Regions from separate parts of the Homo sapiens genome. Here region 2 is linked to region 1. Evidence: chromatin loops called from intact Hi-C (ENCODE). Cell type or tissue: dorsolateral prefrontal cortex. All regions are shown on one strand. Each heading gives the region's core, and the rest is flanking DNA. Links, peaks and the distances in the headings are about the cores only.

Region 1 (8,349 bases), core at 16-8,015:
TTCCTTTGAGTATACACCCAGTAATAGGATTGCTGGGTTGAATTGTATTTCTGTTTTTAGGTCTCTGAGGAACCACCACATTGTCTTCCATAATGGTTGAACTAATTTACACTCTCATCAACAGTGTATAAGTGTTCCTTTTTCTCCACAAACTTGCCAGCATCTCTTGTTTTGATTTTTTTTAAAGTAGCCATTCTGAATGGTGTGAGATGGTATCTCGTGGCTTTGATTTGCATTTCTCTAATGATCAGTGACGCTAAGCTCTTTTTCATGACTGTTGGCCACTTTTGAACAGTGTCTGTTTACGTCCTTTACTCTCTTTTAATAGGACTGTTTTTCTCTTGTAAATTTCTTGAAGTTCCTTATAGACGCCGGATATTAGACCTTTTTCAGATGCACAGTTTGCAAAAATTTTCTTCCATTCTGTAGGTTATCTGTTCACTCTGTTGACAGCTTCCTTTGCTGTGCAGAAGCTCTTTAATTAGATCCCACTTGTCAATGTTTGCTTTTGTTGCAATTGCATGGTGTCTTCATGATGAACCCTTTGCCTGTTCCTATATCCAGAATGGTACTGCCTAGGTTGTCTTCTTAGGTTGTCTTATAGCTTTGGGTTTCACATTTAAGTCTTTAATCTATCTTGAGTTAATTTTTGTATGCACACTTCCATATTTTTAGAGAAAATGAGATATATGAATTAGCAAATCTTTTGGTACCAATATCTTAGATGGCAAGGAAAAGTATCAACTGTCGTGTCACTGTGGGTTAGTAAGGATCTTATTTTGGTTTTGTATGGCATAATTAATATTCCTAATCTAAGTTCTTTGGTTCTTTGTTTAAAGATGTATTATGCTGTAATGTGGCATGTTTCTCTGATTAAATGTCAAAGAAGCTATTTAAAAGTAAGAGAGAAACTAAAAAAAACTGCAAGCCTTTTGAATGTTTATAGAAGGATAAAATATAGCACAGTAGATTTATAAAAACTCTGCTTAGGAATCACTGTACTCAACGGGGGCCCAGTACCTTCAGAAAAAGCTGATTTTTATGGTTTAAATCTGTTTTTTTATTCAAATGTCCTTTGGTCCTGTCACTGCAAACAGGTATCTTTCACATAAGCCGGTATAGTAAAAAACCAACAATATGTTATTTGAACCAGCTTCATATGACTTCCATGTCATAACTATCTCACAAGCAAACAATTATAAAACTAAACACATTTTTAAACAAATCACTAAGGGTATTAAAATCATTAAATTTAAAACAAAACAAGGTAAATAGGAAAACAGATCTAGCAATTAATTCCATTACAGAAACATGAGTACAAGTGTGTTAGTTCACACAGACAGATCATCTAGTTCATGAATCTATCTCTACCTGTGAGACTCACAATATTCAGTTAAGGTTTCTCATCCCTCCATTATGAAAAGACAGTATTCTATCAGCATTCAGATGACAATCTTGTCCTAGTAAAGGATGAGCCAAACACGAAACATTTCAAAGTAAACAGACACTAAAACTTCAATATATGGTTACATAATTGACAAATGGGGATAAAATTACCAAATGCAATAATGTGCTTTTTTACCTGATTTTTATCAGAATGTGGCTAGAGAAATAAGCAAAACCACAGACTTCATGACTAATAACCTAAAATGGGCCCTTAATGCTTCCCAGTAATCAGATTTGCCTTGTATTATTCACCCTCTACAAGTCTGTAAGGATTCAGGTCCCTGTTATCACTCTCTCAAGTTGCCTTCTTCTATTTCCCCCACACAAATACACACATTTTCTATTGTTTCTTTCCTTTATTTTTCCTCCAGAATACCATATACACTCATACGTCACATATCAACATTTTGGTTAATGATGGTCCACATGTATAAAATTATAATGGAGCTGAAAAATTTCTACTGCCTAGTGATGTCATAGCCATTGTAATGCTGCAGTATAATGTATTACATTTGTGGTGACGCTGGCGTAAACAAATATACCTCACTGCCAGTTGTACAGAAGTATAATACATATAATTATGTACGGTATATAATACTTCAGAATGATAATTAACAACTATTTTACTGGTTTGTATATTTATTATACTATACTTTTTATCTTCTGTATAATTATATACAAAAATAAATATACACCGTATTCCCATTAACTGACATGTGACTGCATTTTGGATAATTATATTTATTATCTGTCTTCTTCTACTTAGAGCAGATTTCTGTTCTGTTCACTCCTATATGCCCAGTGCCTAGAAAAGTGCACACAGGAAGTATTTAATATATATTTGTTGAATGAATAAAACCATGCGACTGTCAAAAGAAATCAACTTAATCAGCACTCTAAAATGACTTGGGCAATAGATTGGGTAGGTACAGTCTTCCTTCCCCTACCCACTTTCATGCAATATACATAGTAGACATTGCTAAAAGGTTATTTCTGTGTTTCTGGGCAGCCACCACCAATCAGAAGGTGTTCAAGATGTTTTACAGTTTGATAACCTTAGAACAGAAGTTTCAAAATGTAAAAAATTGCCAGTTTCATGTTGTTCTCTATCTAGCAATAATGAATTGCCTAATAATGTCCCATTTGAAAATAAACATGTCTTGGTCAAGCATATTTGCTTAAAATATTTTCATCGCTTTTCTATTCAAACTGCATTAGGAAGTACAACTTCTTACTGAGGGCTCATATTTAAAATCCATGGTGCCCTTCCTCTGAGGTTCCACTAATTTCAGCTTGGGTCCTTTGTTCCCCTACAGGTAGCTACTTCTGTAAGTTAGTCTCGATTTTACCTTGGCATTCTCATTTTGCCTTTCCAGTTCTCCAATACTCATCTAACCAATCCCATGTAGTGTATTTTTATTGTTAGTTGCTGTGGTTTCTGTTTCCCTGGCTGCACCCTATTAAAGTTACCAACCCTCTAGCTAAAACATGGTTGCTTCTCCGTATCTCTAGATTCCTCATTTAAAGGTCAGAATATTTTGTTGAAATGAAAATGATGGTGGTGGCGGTGGTAGTGGTGGATAAAAGGGTAGTTGATAAAGATGATGATGACCTCACTGATGTAATTAATGTATTATAATAAGTGCTTTGCACATATTGTCTCATTTAATTCTCATTAAATTTTGAAAAAGATAACACTTTCATCCCCATTTTCTACAGATGAGGAGACAGACTCCGCATGGAGGTAATTTGCCCAAGGTGGCACAGGCGATATGGCAGAATATAAATTTAAATCCAGGTCATCATCCTCTAAAGATGGTACACTTACCCAGTACTCTTTACTTATCTCTTTAAAATAGTTCAAAAAGAGATTTTGTCTTTATTGTTACCACTACATTTTACTGCAAAGACAATATATATTACCTGTAAAAAGAAATACATACTGCATCAATCCTTAGATCAGGGGTTAGCAAACATTTTTGGAAATGACAAAAAAAGAAGCGTTATGGACCATGCAGTAATTGTTGCAACTATCCAACACTGCTATTGTAGTTCAAAAGTAGTCATACACAATACACAAATAGGCATGGCTGTGTTCCAATAAAACTTTATTTACAAGCCAGGCATGGTGGCTCATGCCTGTAATAATCCCAACACTTTGGGAGGCCGAGGCAGGCAGATCACATGAGGGCAGTAGTTCAAGACCAGCCTGGCCAACATGGCGAAACCCAGTCAGTCAGGTATGGTGGTGCACATCTGTAATCCCAGCTACTTAGGAGGCTGGGGCATAAGAATCACTTGAACCCGGGAGGTGGAAATTGCAGTGGGCTGAGATCGCGCCACTGCACTCCAGCCTGGGCGACACAGTGAGACTCTGTCTCAAAAACAAAACAAAACATTTATTTACAAAAACAGGTGGCAGGCTACATTTGGCCTACAGATTGTAGCTTGCTGACTCCTGCTTTAGCTGCTTTTAAAAAAGGAGAAAGAAAAGGCTAAATAAGTCAATGAAGAAAATAGAAAATGGCTTTAAGACACCTAAGTTAACTTTTACTAACTATAAATGGTTTAATTCTGTTGCAATTCTTAGTCTACAATAAAAATAAGCCAATTCTCTCTCCCCAAAAACCATGGAAGCGACAATTTAAAAAACAAGGAAACAAGATATACATATGGAAATTTCAAGTTTCACCTACAGTTCTTTAAAATATCTTTAATTAAAAAGTCTATATAATAAAGCTGTGCTCTTACAACTGAAAAAATTTTGCCTCTATACTGAATATAGCCTTCCAGTTTGGAAAAAAAGTGATTAAAATGATATGATTTTTATTCTCTTTTCTTTGTTCTCCCTTCAAAATCCTGCTATGGTACTTAGTTTGGCTAAAGCAATTAATTCTTAATATTGATATGCATCTTGTTTGTTTTCTTTCTATCTTACAAAATACTTTCCAACTGATTTCTTTCCAAATTTATAACCCTTTGATACATCAGATCATCCTACCAAGATTAGTCAGATTTATATACAGATAAATGAGGGTGGGATCTGTTTTAATTTAAATGCCAGTTTATTGCTCTTGAACGTGGCTGTTAAAAAAAAATTAACAAATAATTAAACACCAGGTTATAATCCCCAATTCTTTTTCTCAGAACAACAAAACAACACAAATTGTAAAGCAATCATTTGGTTCCACTCTGTCACAGCTGTAACTTCTTCACATTTCAAAGCTGCTCCAGTCAAGAAGTCAGAGTTTTGATTTCACAGATACTGAAAATACTGTTCAGAAATGCTACCAAATTGGGGCTTAAAGGAAAAAGAATGAATAGGAAGTGCTCCTGTTACGAAGTGAGGAGGGAAAATCTTTTAAATAAATGCCTGGAGGGGCAAGTTGCGTGTATAGGCTTCTATAAAATTCCACTGCTCCCAGGTGGCACTGCCAGTTGGTTTGTATTTGCATACGCCTGTTAAAATTACCACATCAGTTGGTTTAAAGTTTTCTTTAAAAGGTGGTAACTGTAGGCTACTGTTCTCTACATAGTCTGAACAACTATTTTTACCTTTATCAAAATTCTAAACTTTGCTATAAAAATGGAGGGCTGGAAATGTTATCTAAATAATAGTGCCAGGAAGTACAAGGAATAATTTAAGAAAATTTATTTAAAGAGACTGATACTAAGTAAAATTTTCATGATAAAAATTTAAGTTCTTCAGATATGTAAGAGTATAAATGCTTCACAATTTTTTCACAGAAGGATCTGAATTACTTCTGAAATTCACAACTTTACAAAATCTGGTAACATAGACTTGCTAGTTTTTAAGCCATAGTGTTACATAAAAATGGCTTGGGAAATTTACAGTGATCCAACAATATTTAGAAGTTCCAAACTTCCACTTCGTCAACAGCAGATTAAATAAAAATTAACACCTGTATAACATCTGTTTATTCATTCAACAAATATTTATCAAGTGCATTCTCCATGCGAGGCTCTGGGGATACCAAGGGAAAAAACCACACACCCTGTAGCATCAGCTCTTGTGAAACTTACAGTTTAGTGGCTGACATTAAACAAAATCATTATCCAAATGACTACTGAATTAGAGTCGTGATAAGAGGTATGAAGTACAATTCTCATGCAAACAAACATTACTTGAAAATACAGGAGAAAAATGTTGCTCAGGCTGACTTGCCCTGATCCCATAAGCATGGTTCAGTCACTTTTCAGCACTGTTATTAACACATTATTTTAAAGGTTAACTTTAAAACTTCTCTGAATATATTTAGAATATATAAATTATAGCCTGTGAAACTTCTTTTTGCCTATCTATCCTTGACAGAAACGCCATCTAAACAATCAAGACACTATACAGAAGCTACAAAGAAGAATAAAACACATTTCCTAACTATAAAGACCTTATATCATAAATTTCAAATGTCTTCAAGCTAAGCCAATCTAATCTACATTAAGACACCAATTTTATAGTTTTTAATAGACTTTATATATTTTTTTAGAGCAGTTTTAGTTCCCATATGCCCCCTGCTCACACACATAAACTATCCATAATCAACACCCCTGCATTTCTAATGTACATTTGTTACAATCAATGAGCCCACACTGCCACATCACAAAGTCCATAATTTACATGAGAGTTGACTGTGGGGGCTGGATATTCCATGGGTTTTGACATGTGTTTAATGACGTTTCCGCCATTATAGTATCATACAGAATGGCTTTACTGTCCTAAAAATCCTCTGTGCTCTATTATTTATCCCTCTCACCTAACCCCTGGCAACCACTGATCTTTTTATTGTTTCCATAGTTTTGCCTTTTCCAGAACGTCATCTAGTTGGAAACAAGGGTGTGTATCCTTTTCAGGTTGGCTTCTTTCACCTGGTAATATTCATTTAAGGTTCCTCCATGTCTTTTCATGGCTTGATAGCTCATTTCTTTTAGTGCTGGGTGATATTCCATTGTCTGAATGCACCACACTTTATCCATGCACACACTGAGGAATATGTTGGTTGCTTCTAGGTTTTGGCAATTATGAACACAGCTGTTATAAACATCTCTGTACAGGTTTTTGGGTGGATGTAAGCTTTCAATTCATTTGGGCAAATACCAAGGAGTACAACTGCTGGATCGTATGGTCAATTTTGTAATTTAAAAAAGCTTATATAACCATTGTAACCAACTACTTTTGGTTTAATCTTCATCTCTATGCTTTTCTAGAGTGTCCTATTGAACAAATGATATAAATTTTATTTTTATTTTTTATATTATTTTTTATTTATTTTTATTTATTGTACAAATGATAAAAATGTGTTGAAACAGTGTTTAAGAACCAATTTTTGAGTCAGTACATGTAGGTGCACTGTAAAAGTTTCCAGAAAAACAGAAACATAAAATAGATCCTACAATATTTTTTGTGTCAAAGGGGGAACAATTGATTTCCAAGTCTGAGTCATCATATTAATTTCGCAAAGTTAGTAGCCTTTTGAGTAGAAAATTAAGAAACAAATGTGTCTGCCAAGGGTCAGCATCTCACAGCCAGTACAACAGCGTTTCCATCCAAACTGTGAATGTTTGGGGAGTCAATACCAAAGGAGACTATTTCCACCAATTTCTCTGGAAAATAACCTATCAATTAGAGTCAGTATTTTCAAAGCAGTTTAAGAAGATTGTCTACCTACCCTATACGTAGTCTACTTTTTAGTACAAAAGCACTACACTAATGAATATGAACAATTCCATTCCTTGGAGATGAAGAAAAAATATTTTATCAAAACACAATTATCATTACACATGAGACAAAATGAATGTGGTATGTACCGATAACACGGTTAGGTCAATCAATCTAGGATGGTCCAAGATGGAGATGTCTTGGTGTGAATTTCAGACCTGTTGCCTGGTGGGAATAGTCAGAAAATAAATGGTTATAACAGAGTGACCCCATATGCCTCTATTTACTTGGGAAGTCTGTATTTATGCCTGTTGTCTCACTTTAATTATTAATGATTCCCTCTTTTCATTAAAGTATCCTAGTTTGGTCTGAGTTATATAGTTATCCCAGTTTTGAGGAAATTGAATTCTCTTCTCTCCCTACCTCATTTCCTTGTGTGTATTTCTTCTCAGAGGGCAAGTAAGAATCATCAGTTAGAGAACTATTACAATGCTAAATAAAGTGTGATGCGCGCTTCACAGAAAGTCTAAGGGAAAAGACAGACAAACACACCTGCTTGGGCCCTCCTTAGCACAAGTTCGTATGTCCCTGTCTCTTCACTCATTCAACAAATATTTTCTGGTTATCTACAGTGTGCCAGCCACTGTCACAGAAACTGAGGATACAACAATAAACATAACAGAAAAATCCCACCCACATGGAGCTGACAGTCAAGTAAAAAGACAGTAAAAAATGTATAATAAAGAATCAGGTAAGAAGACAGAGTAATGTCTGGAGTGAAGGGGTGCTACCTTAGAGGAAGCAAAAAATATTAACGAGAGAAGTTAGATGTCTACTGCTGTAGTTCAGGCAACATATTATTGAATCAGTAGTTGCAGAAGTGTTGAAAAGTGGCCAAATCATAAATATATCTTGAATAAAAAGCCAACAGGATTTGGCATCAGACTGGATACGGAGCAAAGAAAAAAGGAATAAAAGATAATTTTAAGGGTTTTTGTCTTCAGCATCTTAGTGAATGGCATACTGAATAAAGAAGATTGAGACCAATAAAACTAGAAATTCTCTTTTTAATATGTTACCTTTCAGATGCTTAACCGAAGTGGAGATACTGAGTAGAAAGTTAGATATAAAAGTCTAATGTACAGGGATTAACTCTGGAATAAAGAGAAATACTGATGGTATTTAAGGGCATAGGACTAGATGCGATCACCTGAAATGTGAGTATA
Region 2 (8,349 bases), core at 109-8,108, 50 kb before region 1:
ATAACAGAAAATTATAGTGATTCCTGACCATGCTTTCTAAAGACACAGGTAGGTAACACATGGCAGCTGTAGCTTACAAAGACATAAGACACTTGAATTATTCCAATCATTACCAAAACACAGAGGAAGCAATATTTAACTTTCTTGAGGCTTCAACTATGATAAAGTTACAAAGCACTTCAAAAGTAGCTGTATTATTTAATTATCAAGCATTAATCTCTTTTTTATTAAATTAGAGCATATCTTCTATGGAGGGAAGCAGCATACTACGCACTGGAGTACAAAAATGCAGGAATTATTAGTTCAAATTACTATAGTGGCCAGATAGGTAACATAAAGGAATAAAGTGAACTGGATGAAAGACAACAGGAAATGACTGAAACGATAGTATTTTAGAGATGCAGTGTATCTATTGATATTACAGGTTTGCAGTATCCAACAGCAATTGTTTCCTATCCAGTTCATATATAAGATGCTCGTTTGTATTTGAGCCAAAGGACTTTCTACCAATGGCTCTTAACTTTGAAAGTCCAAAGTCTTTCCTGGGTGGTCAGTAAGAATATGGGATTTTCAAGTGAATTGGTATGTAGCCCTCAATCAATAGATACCCACGTGAACCTCTACAATCACTAGCCTGTTAAAAATCCAGAGTTTACTGATTTTTGACTCTTAAATTCTTTTGCTGCATTTTCATATTTAGATGAAACAAAAAAAACAACTAGACAAGAAATCCAGTCAAATGCCCAAACCAGAAAATATACATTTTCCCTGACACATCCAGACTATCCCTTTAGTCAATGCATCCTTTCTGGGGCAGTTAATCTCACATGTACCACATACTCTCAGACAACAGAGACTAAAAATTAATGTTCCTATGAAAGAAATGACGGCCTCAAAGAAGGATCAGATAAAACAGTACTATTTCTTATACCCCAAATCTTATGTAAAAAGGTCCCCCAGAGAAGCACAAGAGTGCCTAATTCATTTTTCTTATATATTAAGATGAATGATTCAACACTATAAGATTTTATAGAAAAGCAAGTAGAAGAGCTTGAAGTGAGAATGGGAAAAGACTGGTGTCCAAATCAGAAGTAGCAAGGCCATGCAGCTAAAGAGAATATAAGTTAAAAGCGAGAAAATATATACTGTAAAAAACAGGAACATTTTAATGTCGGCAGAGAAACTGTATTCTCTGTTAGATTCAACAGACTTCTTTTTTTTCCTACTTTTATTCCTGAGTATCATATTTTGACTACCTTATTTTGGTTATAAACATTGTGGCTCTTTATCTTCTATAGTTCATGTATAACTTCTATGATCTTCCCTATTTCTTTTACTATTCTTGCTAAAAATATTTTTCTAACTAGTACAAAAATTGTTTTCCAATTTTGACATCTGCTCACTTGCAAGGCTGCCTCTGTGAGAAACATCCCCTCCATCAATGCTTGACAATCACCACAAAAAAAAAAAAAAAAAAAAATCAAATGTTATCTAGTCCTCTTAGGTAACAAGAGAAAGAAAATCTGAACATTCTTGTGTCTGCTAAGGAAAATGCATTCAGAACTAAAATCCTTCCCAAGAAAACTCCAGGGCCAGACAGATAGATAGCTTCATTGGAAAATTCAACAAAACATCTAGAGATGAAATAACATTCTGAAACATTACAAGACAGAAAAATTTCAGGACACTATCGTTAAGTTCATGCTTGTGAACACAGATGTAAACCTAAACAAAATATAAGCAGTTCAAAATCAATGATATATAATATATATTATAAGGATGTGGGTTTTTTCCCCCCACAAATGAATGGTTTAGCGTTAGAAAATCAATGTAATTTATCACGTTAACAAAATAAAAGAGAAAAATCATCTCCATAAATAATTGGATAAAATTCAATACTTACAGGATAAAAACTCCCCATAAACCAGGAATAAAGATTAACTTTCTTAATACAAAAAGGGTATCTACAGAAGACCTGCTGGTAACACCATATACAATGGTGAAATACTGTGTCCCCCAGTTTGTGAACATGACAGTGATATTTATTATCACCATTTCTGTTCAACACTGAACTGGAGGTCTTACCAATGCATCAGACAAGAAAAAAGAAAATGAACAGTATAAAGATAGGAAAGAAGGAAGTAAAATTCATTGTTCACAGATGACATGGTTATATACGTAGACGATCTGAAAGACCTATAAAACCTAACATTAACAAATTTAGCAAGATTGTTGACTAAGCAATTAATATACAAAACAGATATTTCCTATATATCAGTTAAAATTAGAAACATTTACAAAGTAGTACATTTATAATAGCATGAAAAACATCAAATAGCCAGGACTAAATCTAACATATAAAACCTCTACTATACAACACTGCAGAGAGAATGTAAGAAGGACTTCAATAAAAGAAGAGATATTCATATTAATGGACTGATTAAGAAACTCAATTTAATTCTTCCTAAACCGATCTGTAATGTTTTTGATCCTAAAATTAAAAAGGAAATTCAAAGACCCAACATAATCTTGAACAGTAACAAAATTAAGATTTACTTTACATCAATATTTATTATAAAATTATGATAATTAAGAGACTGCAGGTGGTACAAAGACAAATAGTTCAATGAAACAGAAGAGCCTAGAAATAGGTTCATATATATGTGGTCACTTAAAAGAAAAGCACCAATGCAATTCAGTGGCAGAAATGGTCTTTCAATAAATGATGCTAGATCAATTATATATCTGCATATTAAAAAATCTCTCATTACATGCAAAAATTAGATCAAAATGGATCGGACCTAAATGTGAAAGGCAAAATAATAAAGCTCCTACAAGTCCCTTATGACCTAAGGATAGGAAAAATTTCAACAGGTCACTAAAAGCACTACCTTAATAGAAAAGACTGATAAGGAATTAAAAAATTTTATCCATCAAAAAGTACCATTGTTTTGAGGGAAAACATAAACTCAGTGAAGACATCTGCAACAGATGTAACTGATTAGAGTTATTTCTCAAATACATAAAACTTCCTTTAAATCAATAATAAAACCAATGGAAAAATGTAAAAAGATTTGAACAGACATTGCATTGAACAAGAGTCAAAGCAATAAGCACAGGCAAAAATGCTGAAAATAATTAATCATCAGGAACAACCAGCAATAAATGAATAAATAATAATCATTAAAATCATGAGATAACTTTATACATATACATACTATTCATAATTAAAAAGATGGATAATACCAAGGGTTGGTGAGGATGTAGAAAAACTGGGGTCTTAATTGCCTCCTATACTGTTGAAATTGTTCAGCAGTATCCGCTGGAGACTAAACATATGCCTACCCTGTAACACAGCAACCTCACTCCATGAGAAATGACTGCTTATGTCTGACAAGGATGTGCAAAAACATCCACAGCAGCTACACTCATAAAAGATCAGAACTGTAAGTGACTCAACAGTAAAATGAAAAAAATTGTTGTACACTTATACAATGGAATAATACATAGCAGTTTTAAAAAGCCATGTGACTGATCATTAAGCTAAATTCTTAAAATTGGTACCCTTACTGAATATATGTTTTAATTCAATTAAAAATTAAATAAAGAGGTCAGGTGCAGTGGCTCCTATCTGCAATCCCAACACTTTGGGGGCACTGAGGCAGGATCACTTGAGGTTAGGAGCTTAGGCAACATAGTGAGACCCCATCTCTACAAAACAATTTTAAAAATTAGCTGGGCATGCTATCCTAGACACTTGGAAGGCTGATGTGGGAGGATGGCCTGAGCCCAGGAATTCAAGGCTACAAGGAACTATCATCGTGTCACTCCACTGCAGCCTGAGCAGCTGAGTGAGATCCTGTCTCAGGTAAAAGAATCTTTTTATAGACTTTCCCCATTTCTTTACTGGGTATGTTTTTTTATTTTTCTTACAGAGTCTTGCTTTGTCGCCCAGGCTGGACTACAGTGGCGCGATCTCAGCTCACTGCAAACTCCGCCTCCTGGGTTCAAGCAATTCTCCTGCCTTAGCCTCCCGAGTAGTGGGGACTGCAGGCACTTGCCACCATGCCCGGGTAATTTTTTGTAGTTTTAGTAGAGATGGGGTTTCACTGGGTTAGCCAGGATGGTCTTGATCTGCTGACCTCATGCTCCGCCCGCCTCGGCCTCACAAAGTGCTGGGATTACAGGCGTGAGCCACCGTGCCTGGTCTCTTTTTTAAGAGATGGGTCTCATTATGTTGCCCAGGCTGGAGTGCAGTGGCCAGACACAGGTGCAATAATAGTGCACTATAACCCCCAAACTCCTGGGTTCAAACAACCCTCCTGCCTCAGCCTGCCAAATAATTGGGACCACAGGCACGCACCATTGTGCCTGGCTTTTTTCCTTTTTGATGTGAAGAAGTCTTAACATGGTAGGAAAATCAGCTCTCGGTGATATTAAGCAGAGAAAAGGAGCAGTGTTAGAGAGGTATCTTAAGACTGTAGGACGATCCCTCCTATTTCCTTCAGATAAGGAGTATGTAAACATGTTCGTGTGCTGATGGTAATGATCCAGTAGACAGAGGATTTGATTATGCAAGAGAGAGAAGGGACAGCTGCAAGAACAAGATTCTCTGCAGACAACAAACAATGACATTCAGTATACAAATGGAAGACCTGGTTTTCAACAGGAACAATGACAGTGACTCCCATTAAAACACAAGTGAAAGTCGAGTTTCGGGGTAAAAATATAATTACATAGGTATATCTGAAAGTGGAAAAATAAGGAAATTCTCTTCTGGGTGCTTATATGAAATATGAAGTGAGATCATCATTCATGAATAGTAGATGGCAAGTGAAGGTTTGAGGGGAGAGAAAAATTCTTTAGAGTGGGAGAGTGAATTAGGGAAATGTAGTAGGACTGCAGGCAAGAGTAAGGCACTATCTATGATTTATGGCCATACGTAAAAAGCAGAATTTTGTGCTTTTCTCCATGGTTCTGCTTTTTAGGAACCATAAATGAAATAGCAGAGTTTGCCTGCACCAGTGTTGGGGGATTCTGCTGCGAAGAAGAAGGGGGCAAAGGACTTGAAGATGTGCAATGAAGTGAACATGAGAAACCATGGAATCTAAGCTAATACAAATAGAAAAATTGAGACAAGGGGCAACAAAATAATAATGTCAAATGACTGAAGGTCAAAATGAGATGGAATTGCTAGAATAGAGGTGAATGAACTGAGGGTTGTAGTCACACAATGGGATGATCAAACTGGTATTTTAGAGGTGATGAAAGTTAATAATTATAGATAACAAAATCTAAAGTATTATCTTAGAAGCAAGTAACTGAGTTGAAGTGGAGGGCAGGATAGTCAGAAAGAGATGAAGAAACCAAAAAGTCAGGGTGTTGGATGAATCATTAGTGTGGTTTTTGGACATGACCAGGAATGACAGCATGAGTAACAGTGGCAAAACGACAATGGGCCTTCGCACTAAAGTCTTCAGTGACTACAGCCAGACTGATGAAGAGAACACCAGATCACCACAGCCAGGGATAGAGAGTAAGCTGAATAGCCTGACAGCAGGGTGACTGTGCAGGCTTCAGAAGAACTGACAAGTAAAACTCACTTATGTAAAAAAAATTTAAACACAAGTGCTTTTCAAAAAACACAAACAGATTGTTTATGAATTGCATATGCAGAAGTGTACAACGAAACCCACATCTACAGTTGCCTAAGAAGGGAAGGGACTGGAAGCAAAATATTATGATCAAGTTGAAACTGCAAGGTGAATGTCAGCTTTTTCATAATGCTTTATTAGTTCAATAACAGATGGGGGAAAAAGTAACATAATCAGCTGGGCTCGGTGGCTCATGCCTATAATCCCAGCGCTTTGGGAGGCCGAAGTGGGTGGATCATCTGAGGTCGGGAGTTCGAGACCAGCCTGACCAAACATGGAGAAACCCCGTCTCTACTAAAAATACAAAATTAGCAGGGCGTGGTGGCGCATGCCTGTAATCCCAGCTACTGAGGCAAGAGAATGGCTTGAATCTGGGAGGCAGAGGTTGTGGTGATCCGAGATCACGCCACTGCACTCCAGCCTGGGCAACAAGAGCGAAACTCCATCTTAAAAAAAAAAAACAACATAATCATAATCAGGGCACTAATACTCAATTCGTGGAACAACTGTCACAATGTGCACATGGTTATTAGATAGGCAGCATTTAAAATAAGATACTTGAATTGATGAATAAAATGGCTCATTATTTAAAAAATACACAAAGCCTTTATATAAAGTTTATGTGCTAGAGGAAGTATATGTAAGAATTTCAAATAAGTAGCAAGGTTCTTTTCTTTGACACAAAAGAAGTATAAGACACCATCCCTGTACATCAGACAGGTTAAATACTATTAAGGAAATAATTCAATTATACTTGAGCAATTAATAAATCAATGAGCAGATAATGAAGATACATTACTGGAGGGCAGTATGTAGATTTCAAAATGTCATGTTTTTAACTGATAATGATTAGTAATATAATGAATCTTGACAGTTCTAAAATTGGAAGCACTGTTACTTTAAAAATCACCAATATTTCTAAAATTCTACAATTTAAAAAAGGAGCACTCAAAAGCAGGTTATACCCAGTACGTTTAAGATCTTTATTATTTACGGGTTCTTCAAACATTAACTCAATGCAAAGAACAAATACAGATTTCATTTTTCCACCAATACAAACACATTAAAAAATATACTTAAATCTCTTCTCAGCTTATATATTTAAAAAACTGAATATAAAATGGCCAGGTGCGGTGGCTCACGCCTGTAATCCCAGCACTTTGAGAGGCCGAGGCAGGTGGATCACCTGAGGCCAGGAGTTTGAGACCAGCCTGGCCAACATGGCGAAACCCCGTCTCTACTAAAAATACAAAAGTTAGCCAGTCATGGTGTCGCAAGCCTGTAATCCCTGCTACTAGGGGGGCTGAGGCAGGAGGATCGCTTGAACCTGGGAGGCGGAGGTTGCAGTGAGCTGAGATTGCACCACTGCACTCCAGCCTGGGCAACAGAGCGAGATTCTGTCTCCAAAAAAAAAAAAAAAAAAAAAAAAAAAAAAAAAAATATATATATATATATATATATATATATATATATATATAAAGTAAGAAACCTAAAAATACGTAAGTACTTTAAGAACAATTTAATCAACTGCAACACAACTGAACTGCATACAAATATAAGCACTAGAACCTGAAAGTACAAAGATAAATAGTATCTCTCCTCATGTACCTAAGAGCAAAGAAAATCCCTTTAATTTTAGATATATTGTAAATCAGTGTTTCTCAAAGTGCAGGCCATGAACTAGCAGCACCAGAAACCTCAGAATTACAGACATACCTCAGAGATATTACAGTTCCATACCACAGCAATAAAGCGAATATTGCAATAAAGCCTGTCATTATAAATTTTTTGGTTTCCCAGTGCATGTACAAGTTATGTTTACACTATATTAAGTAAGGAATAGCATTATGTCTAAAAATACAATGTACAGGCCTTAATTTAAAAATACTTTATTGCTAAAAAAAAACCGCTAGCAATCATCTCAGCCTTCAGCAAGTTATAATGTTTTTGCTGGTGGAGCATCTTGCCTTAATAATGATAGCCTTGATACTGAGGGTGGTAGTTGCTGAAGGGTGGGGTGCCTGTGTTAATTTCTTAAAATAAGACAAAAATGCAGTTGGCCATATCCACTGACTCGTTCTTTTACAAAAGATTTCCCTGAAGCATGTGATGCTGGTTTGTTAGCATTTTACCCACAGTAGAACTTCTTTCAAAACTGAAGTGAATTCTCTTAAACCCTACTGCTGCTTTATCAACTAAGTTTATGTAATATCCCAAAATCCTTTGTTGCCGTTTCGATAATGTTCACATCATCTTCACCTACCAGGATTAGATTCCATCTCAAGAAACCACTTTCTTTGATTATCTATAAGAAGCAACTCCTTAGTTGTTAAAGTTTTATCATGAGGTTGCAGCAATTCAGTCACATCTTCAGGCTCCACTTCTAATTCTAGTTCTCTTATTATTTCTACCAATTTGCAGTAACTTCTGCCACTAAAGTTTTGACCTGTTCCAAGTCATCCAAGAGGGCTGGAATCAACATCTTTGAAACTCCTGTTAATGCTGATATTGTGACCTCCTCCCATGAATCATGAATGTCCTTAAAGGCATCTAGACTGGTGAATCCTTTGCAGAAGGTTTTCAATTTACTTTGCCCAGATCCATCAGCGGAATCACTACCTATGACAGCTATAGCTTTATAAAATGTATTTCTTAAATAGTAAGACTTGAAAGTCAAAATTATTCCTTGATCCAT

The links. A loop is a pair of places that touch in the nucleus more often than their neighbours do. Peaks named below come from ENCODE experiments on the same cell type or tissue, not always from the same donor. Only the 100,000 strongest peaks of a DNase experiment are listed, where the experiment ranks them.
Region 2: a loop joins it to region 1, with 1.8 times the contacts of the local background. A loop is called at or near these places in 2 of 110 quality-filtered maps.

Annotation. Positions count from the first base shown.
Region 1 is chr3:197,170,256-197,178,604 of GRCh38, forward strand. The region is part of intron 5 of DLG1 (discs large MAGUK scaffold protein 1); the gene reads right to left. Among named protein-coding and RNA genes, the nearest start is that of MIR4797, 120 kb to the right of the region's middle. In dorsolateral prefrontal cortex, for the core only: no CTCF peak of the experiment used is centred there; no DNase peak of the experiment used is centred there; H3K4me3 peaks cover 162 bases; H3K27ac peaks cover 3,799 bases.
Region 2 is chr3:197,120,365-197,128,713 of GRCh38, forward strand. The region is part of intron 11 of DLG1 (discs large MAGUK scaffold protein 1); the gene reads right to left. Among named protein-coding and RNA genes, the nearest start is that of MELTF, 95 kb to the left of the region's middle. In dorsolateral prefrontal cortex, for the core only: no CTCF peak of the experiment used is centred there; no DNase peak of the experiment used is centred there; H3K27ac peaks cover 4,046 bases.